Linked DNA regions of Homo sapiens: region 1 is linked to region 2. The links are chromatin contacts, found by Hi-C or POLR2A ChIA-PET in ENCODE. All regions are on one chromosome and are shown on one strand. The core of a region is the stretch at or near the end of the contact, and the rest is flanking DNA. Distances in the headings are between cores, read along the strand shown.

Region 1 (5,031 bases), core at 1,871-4,370, 1.9 Mb after region 2:
AACAATGTTCTAAATTAGCCACAATTTCTCAGAATGATATACCAGAAGAATATGAACCTCAATAATTACAGGCTGTTTTAAGTTTATTTTGTGAAAGTTATTCCTTCTCCCAGTATTCCATGACTAAAGCTGTTCTCAGGACATACTGAAGATTTATAATAAATTGAGTGCCTATTATACACAAGGCACTGTGCTGAGTGCTGAAAATGTGGTAAGGACAGACAGCACTCCTTGTCAAGCTATCTATGTGGTATCAGCCAGCTGAATAATGGAACATTTGGGCCAGAATAGCATATACTGAGACCAGGGTACCAAAGGTGTCCAATTTAAGTGACTCAAAAAGAGGAAATGGTAAATAAGATATTTCAATTTTTTTTCCTTGACCTTAGTCACATCTGATCAGAACATTCAATGCTTTCTACATAAACTCTGGGTTTAGGCAGACAAAGACCACTCACCACCATCCTTCTTCTGACAGTTACAAGTACTCAGCCAAACATAGCTCATCATACATACTATTAATTAAAGAGAAGTGATTCATCTCTGGCTTTTGCAGGGGAAATGGAAAGGCTCAAAAACTTTCCTGCAGATGGGATCAATTTTTAAAGGCTCCAACTCTGCTTGCTTTGCTGATAAAGTTCTTCAGGAGATCATGGTCCATTTCTGCAAAACCTGATGTTTGTGTTACTACAGTCAGATGGTTTATGCAAAACCTGAAGCAGAATTCTTCTAAATCCTAGGAACAACAACAAAGATGGTTTAATAAATTCATATTTACTAATTCAATGCAACATAGCATGAAAATCGCTAAAACAAGTTAGGCAAAGAAAAAGGATTTAATAGGCAAGTGGAGGAAATGATGGCATGGTAATACCTAAAGAATAGTCATAAAAAGTATAACAAGTATGAATCATCTATGCTTGTAAAAATTTAAGTAGCACAGAGTAACATTCAAGTTCCTCCGCACTAACCTAGGTAAAGAATCTAACTTTTTCTTCCCAGAGATAGGCATGTGAGTGTGTGAATTCCTTGGTACCTTTGTCTAGTGACAGTATTTGTAACTGTTGATTTCACTTTCAATAATTGTTAAAAGCCCTATACTCCTCTTTTATATTTATATCAGCGTCTTTAAGTATGTCTGCCTATAAAGAGTTGATGGAAGAAAAAGGTAAGCCATAAAAAGCAGTAATGCCAAGAAATTGCTGCTCTGAAGTCATTAACAGGCCACCGCTTTTTCTCTTTATGAGACGACACAGGATGGGATGGATGGATTTGATCACACTACATATGCCTTCAATAATCTCAACTGGGAAAATGCTTTAAAGAAATCATGACTTCCAAGTCTCTGGTAAGAGAGACCCAACAGATTGGTGTTTTCTGGCTTACTGTAATGCACTCTGGGCCAAAGAATAATGCTGTAATAATTCTCTTGATTAGAACTATAACTTGAAAATCAGAATGAGGCTGACCAGATGCTTTTTGGCCCTGGAGAAGTGAGGGCAGGGTGCTGAGACCTCCAATATGCCTCAAACCCTAGGCTACTTGGCCTAGGACAAGATGCTGCTAGGTGGTGGTCAATTTTTAAAAGTTTCCTCTCCAAGCTACTGTAGGTAATTTATAAAAAATAAAAGCCCCAAATACTTTCTAAGCAATTACATATGAACATTACACACGATAGTCTTTTCTTCTTTAGACATAAATTATAGCAAATGCTGAAGATGGAAAAAATAAAAAAAATAGCAATGCTGATAGCCTTGCCAATGTACATATAAACCTACGGTACATTTTCTTTTAAGAAAAGAAAGAAACTATACTAGGAAAATGTTTATTTCATGCCTGAAGATAACTGGGCAGGCTGTTGGTACCACACCAGCAATATGATGTGTCTCTGTCCCAGGTAAGCCCTCAGTGATAAACAGGGAAAATTCACACACCCACTTGTCATCACAGCATACTATACATAAAAATGTGCTTCAATGATACATGCTGAATATCTCAGAGTCCATTTAAAATTATGTGCTGTTGCTTAAATTTTTAGAAATGACATTTTTGCCTACAGCACACAAAAGTGAAACCAGATAGAGATGCATCATCTCTTTGGCTGAAGTCTACAGAGAGGAATGGAGGAATTCATACCTACACCACACACATTAGAGTGTGTCTGGAGTTAGGTGGCTGGGCAGTTTGATGCCTCACAGATCTGGACAGCATCAGGAAAATTGCTAATTAATGGGAGAATGAAAGGACCCTAAAAAGTTATCACTTGGATCCATGCTCCTTTACTTTATTCTAGAGTGGGATCTTCCCCTAAATACTAAATTAAGGACAGGACTTGGAAAGAGTTCCTGTGATTCTAAGAATTCAATAAATTGGCATAGGGTGGTGGTACTGGTTATAGGGGAATTCTGTCCATAGAAAACAAGGCCCCCATTATTTTTCAGTTAAAGAATTGTAGTCTATTTTGAATGCTACCACTCTGTATGGCTTCATGTTCAAAATGGGGCCCTCTGTTCTGTCCTGCAGTCCTACCACATTCTCCTAGTTTGCTCATTCTCCTACAGGACTCTCATACTTCTCCCCATAAGCCTGACATCTCCCCTCTCATCCTCATCCTCAGCTGACATGACTTCCTATTTCACTGAGAACCAGAATCACTTGAAAAGAACCTCCACAAGCTCTCCCCACCACGTCTCCTTGCCTATTACAGAGAGGCCTGTGGATGCAATCTTCTCTGGATCAAAGGTCCAAGACCCTATAGAAAGCAGAGCCCTTGCTCTGTCACTAGATCCCACTGCTCCACCTACTAAGGGGCCCTGCTCTACCAACTGTCCCCTGCATCACTGGCTTGTTCCCCTTCACTGAGTCATTTGCATCATTAGACAAGCTTCCATTTCCCACATCTTAAAAAAGTAAAGATGTTTTACCTCAAATGCCCCAAAGCTCTTCCTTTTTATCTTTATAATAAAATTACCATGAAAAGCTGCCTCTATTCCCCATCTTCAGTTCCTCTACTTCCACGCTCCGATCAGACTTCCCGCCTCACTGCGCTAAAACTGCTTGCCAAGGCCCCTCCGGCGTTCTCATCGCCAAACCCACTCGTCAGTTCTCAGTCCTCGTGCAGACGTGCCAGCAGCATCTGGTGTGGTTCGGACTTCTTCCTTCCTGTTTCGCTTTCTTTCCCAGCCTGCAGGAAACGGTCTGCTGGTTTCTCTCTTCCGTTACTGCTCACTCCTCTTCAGTCTCCTTTGCTGGTGTCTCCTTATCTCCTTAACCTCTAAGCACAGAGTGCTCAGGACTTAATCTTCAAACCTGTCTCACGTCACTGCCTCATAGCTTTGACTTCAGCACATTTCTCTCTGACTTCCAGGCTTGCTTATCCAATTTGCTTATTAGACATTTCCATTTGGATGTCTAATAGACATCACATACTTCTCATATTCAAAACCAAATTTCTGATATTTCCCCCAAAATGTTGCTCCTATCTTCTATATCTCAATAGATGCCACTTTCATCCTTACAGCTGCTGAGGGACAGAACCTCCTCAGTCGTCTTTTTTTTCCTCACATCTAATCCATCCGCACATCCTGTTGGCTCTACTTTCAAAATGTATTCAAAATCTTAACCACTTTTTACCATCCCCACAGGTGATAACTTGGACCAATCCACCATCATCACTTACTGGATTATACAGCCTCCTAAGTACCCTCCTTCACACACACACACACACACACACACACACACACACTCTTCTCTCTCTCACCCTCTCTCTCTCTCCACACACACACACACACACACACACACTCTCTCTCTCTCTCTCTCTCTCTCTTCTCTTCTCTCTCTCACCCTCTCTCTCTCTCCCTACCTCCCTCCCTCCCTCCTCAACACAGCAGCCAGGAGGCAGGAGGATTACTTCAAATGCCCATCATATCTGCTCCTCTCCAAACCCTCTGATGGCCACTCACCTTGGAACTCTGATTCCTGAAACTTGCCTATGGACTCTGCAGGCCCTGCCTCCTCCCACACACGCCACTGTGCACCTCCACCGCACCATCTCCCTGCCTCATCAGCTACTTCCCTCCCCACTGTGCTCCCTCCACACCGGGCTTGCTTTTCCCAGAACACACCACCCACACCTCCTTCAGGTCTCTGCTTGAGTCACCTGCTCACTGATGTCTTGCCTCCCTGACCATTCTATTTAAAATTTCAACTTTCATCTCAGGATGGCATTCCCTAGGCTGTCTTCCCTGTCTTACTTCTTTCCATATCACTTGTCACCATCTGACATACTATATATCCTATTCATTTATTGATCACCTATCTCCCCTCACCAGAAATTCCCATGAGAGCAGAGATTTTGGATTGTTTTGTTCATTTGCAGTACCCCAGTGCGTAGGGCAGTGCCAGGCATGTAGCAGGCACTCAGTGAATATTTGTTGAATCCATGCATAAATACTCCTGATTTCAAAATACTGAGGACAATGGAGAATTGTAGTTAAACATGCGGTTTTAAAATGTGCCCAATCTTGGACTGTATCCCAGTTTTGCAGTTTACTAGTTTACTCAGATTACTTAATCTTTCCAAGCTTCAGTTTTCTCATTTATAAACTGGATCTAATATAATAATGCCTATGTCATATAAGGTTGTTTTGAGGAGTAAATGAAACATGAACTGTGCTTAGAATAATCCCTGGCTCATATTAATTATGTACTAAGTGACAGTCCAGCATGAGGGATAATAATTTGCTGAAAGAGCCCATTTCTTGCTTATTTGAGCCAGGCAAATCAAATACAGCACTGTTCTTTATTTACGAAAGCTTGTATTTTACATTAAGTACATATACAGTCTATTTTACTTATAGTCTATTATACTAATTTAGGGTACAGCAATTAGCTGGACAGGCTGTAGTACAACAGTGCATCTCTATAGGCAAAACTGAACATCCATGAAAGGGGTATTTAGTAGGTACCTACTCTGTGTCAGACACCGTCCTAGGCGCTGGGGATATGGTTGTGAGCAAAACAAAGTCCCTG
Region 2 (4,651 bases), core at 461-2,960:
GTTTGCATCATAGGATAGATACCAGGTTCCCTGAGAGGTGGGTACCAGGTGCCTGGGAAGTGAAGTAACTTGCCAAGAACAGAGAGCCAGGGAGTGACATTGCAGGCATTTAAGCCTAGGCAGTCTGAGTCCCGAAAACAAGTCAAGACATTTATTGTCTTTCCATTTCTTACCCATGTTCTTACTGTTTTGCCTGGACTCCTCTTTTAATCTCAGTGAAAAAAAAAAAAAAAGTACATATTTAACAACTGAAGAAAATAAACAGAGACTGTAGTAAATTTCCAAGCTAATAGCAAGTTATGTAAAAAATACTACTTGCTGATGAGGTTTGTAAGAACCTCCTAGAACCTTATAGAACAAGTGTGGAATACTTGTTTTCTGCTAAGGGCTATTGACCCCAAGAAAATTCAATGAAGCGATCTTTGCAAAATAGTAAATGATTTTTCTTTGTCTCCCTGCAGAAGCAAAGAGGCTTAGACCTCTAGCCACTGTTGAATGCACCAAATCAGGCCACCTCCTTGAGCTACACAGAATGTTTGCATTATAGGATAGGTGCCAAGTGCCCTGGAAGGTTGGTGGAGAGAGAGATGACTTCCAGCTGAGATTGTACAGTAGAATTTAATATTTAAAGTTTCTCGATTTGACGGGGCTGAATTAGTTCATATGAGTTCATAAGTAGGAACTGCTTCGCTTAATTTTGGTGAATAAAATATCCTGGCTGCAAAATACAAAAAAGAAAGTCACCCTCATTTTCAAATGTATGGTTAGTGCTTTCCATAGAAAACATATGGCTAAATGTGTGTGTTTTTTTAATTTAGCTCTGAAATGTGAAGACTGTAATAAGATCTAGTAACAAGAGCGCAGTTTAGAAAAACCTGATTGACTCTAGTTTATGTAACTATACAGGCTATATAAAGAAAGTCTCATAAATGAACTTCATCTAAAGAGTGTGGCAGCTATAACCTTCTCCAACTTTCAGGCTCTGGGTGTTCTCCTAGCTTCTTCTGAGTTTATAGTCTTTATGTAATTATTAATACCATGATGATCATTCTGGGGTTTGCTTTTTGCCCTGGTCACTTTAGGTTTAATTTTATTCCATTCCTGGTCATTTATAGTTTTGTTCTGTCATCTCCCCATACCCATCGAGAACCCTATTCTCCTGTGGCAGACTTTAATGAATGTAACCGCAGATTATGTGTTTTCTTTCTTTGGTGAACTTAGAGGATGCATAGGCCAGGTGCCAAGTGTTAGAAGAAACCATACCTTTCCTGATGGTGCTGCATGGCTAGCCTACCCCGACCATGCAGTAAGTGACTTCCTCACCGCTGATGTGGCAGACCTGCTCTGCATCTCCACAGGGTTTCTGGGTTCTTTTCCAGGCTGTTTCCATATTGCACACTCAGACTGGGTAGGAAAGCAGGCAGGGCACAGTTTTATATGTACGTCAGCATTTTCACTTGGTGATGGATATAAGCTAACTTTTGTAGCTCTCCTAGGTTTATTACTGACATCTGTTCCCCCCTGAGCATATCCAGCTGGGGCTGAAGCCACATCTGCACTTTAAACTTCCATCTACCTTTATGTTTTCAATGTAATTTTAGATTTCATTTGTTTTTAATTGTGAACTCAGAAGAGATGAGTTCCAGCTATGACTCAGTGTGAGTTCCTATGTCATAATTCTACATTTCTGGAGTGCTTACACCTGACAGGAATAAACTCAAGGAAACAAAAAGAACAGGAAAGGCCTTAGGCACATACTGGTTGTTCTAGATGTGGAGTTCTGCTGGCAACTGCCACAGAGTGAAATTGGCCACATGGAATCCAAAGCACGGCCTCACATTGTTTTTTTTTTTTTGAATATTTTATGTAAGACAGGGATGTTAAAGGTAGAGGAAGTAATTAAGAATGGCAGCTATGTCTTTAAAATTAAACACATCGGTCATAACTTTAATGAAGGTGTAAAAGTGTTTTTAGTTTTAAACAGGCAAAAAGGCTTTTAAATACAAGTAACCAGTTTTGAGACTTTAAAAAGCAGAAGTTTTTCATGCCAGTGCTTCCTATTTTAGTTTCAAAGGAAAGGAGGAGGAGCTGAGGTTTGGATGGTTATCATAGATGAGGGAGTTGACATGATCAAAAATGTTTTTTTCCCTGGGAACACATCTTGAGTGCTTATCTCTTCTAATAGATAAAGGGCTGGTGAATTTTGAATGTTTCCTGCAGCTCTGAAGAAACACTGTGATCCTAATGAACACCGAGGAAAGCTTGTATTGCAGCCCTAAATATTACCTGCTTCAAGGAGGCAGCATGTTTTGGTACAGTCTGATCATGACTATAAATCAAAGCATCTTTACTTCTCCAGGGAGATAAAAAAAATCATGTGTTACTTTATAAGGATCTTGTAGTTGCAGTATGTCTGTCAGATGTTTCCATTTTTATGATTTAAGACACTTGGTGCTGCTATGAATAGCAAATTGGAAAAATTGGGCATTTTTTAAATTTTGAATTTTATCTTAGCATATATCTGGAAATGAAATAGCGATCTTGGAACAGAGACATCTTTGTTAGAATATGAAAGAATGTCAGTGAATTCTAACTTGAAGCTACATTGAGATGACATGTTAAAGGCATGAATAGACAAAGGGAATGATTTTCAGGAAGTGCCTTCTGGAGACTGTGGGAAATCCCGTCATGGGTAGAGGAACAGCTTGCGATTGGATCAAAGTCACGCAAAGTTACGCAGGTGGTAGATGCTGGTAGTCAACATGGCTAGGTCCATGGCAATCGATCATTTGCCCAGCATTTTGCCTGCTGAATTTGGGGGAGTGAAGAGGACATTTTCACCACCCCAGGAAGATAGTAACTAGTGCTCTATGTATGTAGCTCAGAGCCCTTGAATTTTCAAGTGACCTTTTAAAAGTTTCCCCCAGAAAGGTTTGAATAGACTTCCTATCTATTACTCTAAGTTTAGGTCTAAGAAAATTCCCAAATGGGTTAATACAGTCGATCCTCAATCTTTGAGAATTCTGTATCTGTGAAATTGGCCTACTTGCTAAAATGTATTTGTAAGCCCCAAATCCATCCGTGAGGACTCTTTGTGGTCATTGGTGGATATGTACAGAGCAGCAAAAAAATTTGAGTAGCTCAAGGTACACGTACCCGGTGGAGGTTGAACAAGGTGACACTCTGCCTTCTTGCCTCAGTTCTCATACTGTAAACGAGTGTCCTGGATGCAGACAATTCAGTGCCATGTCTTCTGCATTTTTGGGCTTTTTCTTGGTGATTTCACTGTTTAAAATGGCTCCCCAAATATAGGGCTAAAGAACTGTCCAGTAGGACTTTTTTTTTTTTTAGATGGAGTCTTACTCTTGTCGCCCAGGCTGGAGTGCAGTGGCTTGATCTTGGCTCACTGCAACTTCCGCCTCCCGGGTTCAAGCAATTCTCCTGCCTCAGCCTCTCAAGTAGCTGGGGTTACAGGCATCAGCCACCACGCCCGGCTAATTTTTATATTTTTAGTAGAGACAGGGTTTCACCATGTCGAACAGGCTGGACTTGAACTCCTGACCTCAGGTGATCCACCAGCCTTGGCCTCCCAAAGTGCTGGGATTACAGGCGTGAACCACCGCGCCTGGCCCTGTCCAGTGTTTTTAAGTGCAAGAAGGCTGTGATGTGCCTTATAGGGAAAAATACATGTGTTAGCTAAGCTTTCTTCAGGCATGGGCTTTAGTGCTGTTGGCTGTGAGTTTAGTGTCAATGAACCAACAACTTAGATCAAATAAGCCATTTTTTTTTTAAAAAACAGAAACACACATAAAATGACGTTATAAGTTGGTTGATGAAAATTTTGTGACCAGAGGCTTGCAGGAACCTAACCCTGTGTTTCCCCCAGAAGCTAAGGATTAGTATTTCCTATGGCGGTGTTCAAGGCAACTTCATAGACAGAACTACCATCATGAATAACAAGGATCACTGTGTGGGCTGAGTGCGGTGGCTCATGCCTGTAATCCCAGCACTTTGGGAGGCCGAGGCAGGCAGATCACCTGAGGTAAGGAGTTCAAGACTAGCCTGGCCAACATGATGAAACCCTGTCTCTACTAAAAATACAAAAATTAGCCGGTCAAGGTGGCGGGCACCCAATAAAATGACAATAGAGTTTAAACTCCATGGTTTCTGAGGCATTTTCTGAGTAAATTGGCATACAGCGTATGTACTCTTTCCTCTAGAAGTTCCAGAAACAACACTATTTCTTTATGTGCAAAATGGCCTCTTTTGAGCAGCCCTGGGGCAGTTTTGTCTGGCCCTCTTGCAGCCAGGGTGCCCCAGTTTAGTGTACAATTGGTATAAAAATAGGCAACACAGGAACTTGCTTGTCTCGGGGGAAAAGACGCTTGCAGATTTATAGAAATTTTACATTTGTATGCATGATATTCTGTAGGTTCAAGAAAAAACAATTCAATTTCAAGATAACATTCTACAGGGTAAATAAAATTTAATTTCAATAAATTTAAGGGGAAAAGTTGTCCATCTTTCTATACTTTCTGTAACTTTTGTAGTTTCACCACTAACAACAACAAAAAAAAAAGAACACAAACAAAATAGCCTTGCTCTGGGTTTTGAGGAAATGGTTTTGCAAGGCTATTTGGTTAGACAATGA

What was found. A loop is a pair of places that touch in the nucleus more often than their neighbours do. ChIA-PET counts read pairs that join two places held with the same protein, here RNA polymerase II (POLR2A). Pooled maps may share reads with other maps.
Region 1: a map with no recorded cell type shows a loop between it and region 2 (2.3-fold over the local background). The contact joins two enhancer-like sites. A Hi-C loop is called at or near these places in 1 of 37 single-sample maps with no recorded cell type and 3 of 50 pooled maps. POLR2A ChIA-PET finds 5 or more read pairs at or near these places in 1 of 52 experiments (activated T-cell).

What each region holds. Positions count from the first base shown.
Region 1 is chr13:48,489,516-48,494,546 of GRCh38, forward strand. It overlaps RCBTB2 (RCC1 and BTB domain containing protein 2), which reads right to left. Exons shown (of 15, transcript NM_001268.4): 15 at 1-736. The coding sequence ends at 596. Among named protein-coding and RNA genes, the nearest start is that of RCBTB2, 41 kb to the right of the region's middle. RefSeq lists an enhancer at 3,966-4,045. Within about 2 kb of position 3,121, at least 30 of the 41 ENCODE cell types and tissues checked have a DNase peak (open chromatin) inside an H3K27ac peak, as active enhancers do.
Region 2 is chr13:46,594,026-46,598,676 of GRCh38, forward strand. All of the region lies in intron 1 of LRCH1 (leucine rich repeats and calponin homology domain containing 1), which reads left to right. Among named protein-coding and RNA genes, the nearest start is that of LRCH1, 43 kb to the left of the region's middle. RefSeq lists a silencer at 1,362-1,411. Within about 2 kb of position 1,711, at least 8 of the 41 ENCODE cell types and tissues checked have a DNase peak (open chromatin) inside an H3K27ac peak, as active enhancers do.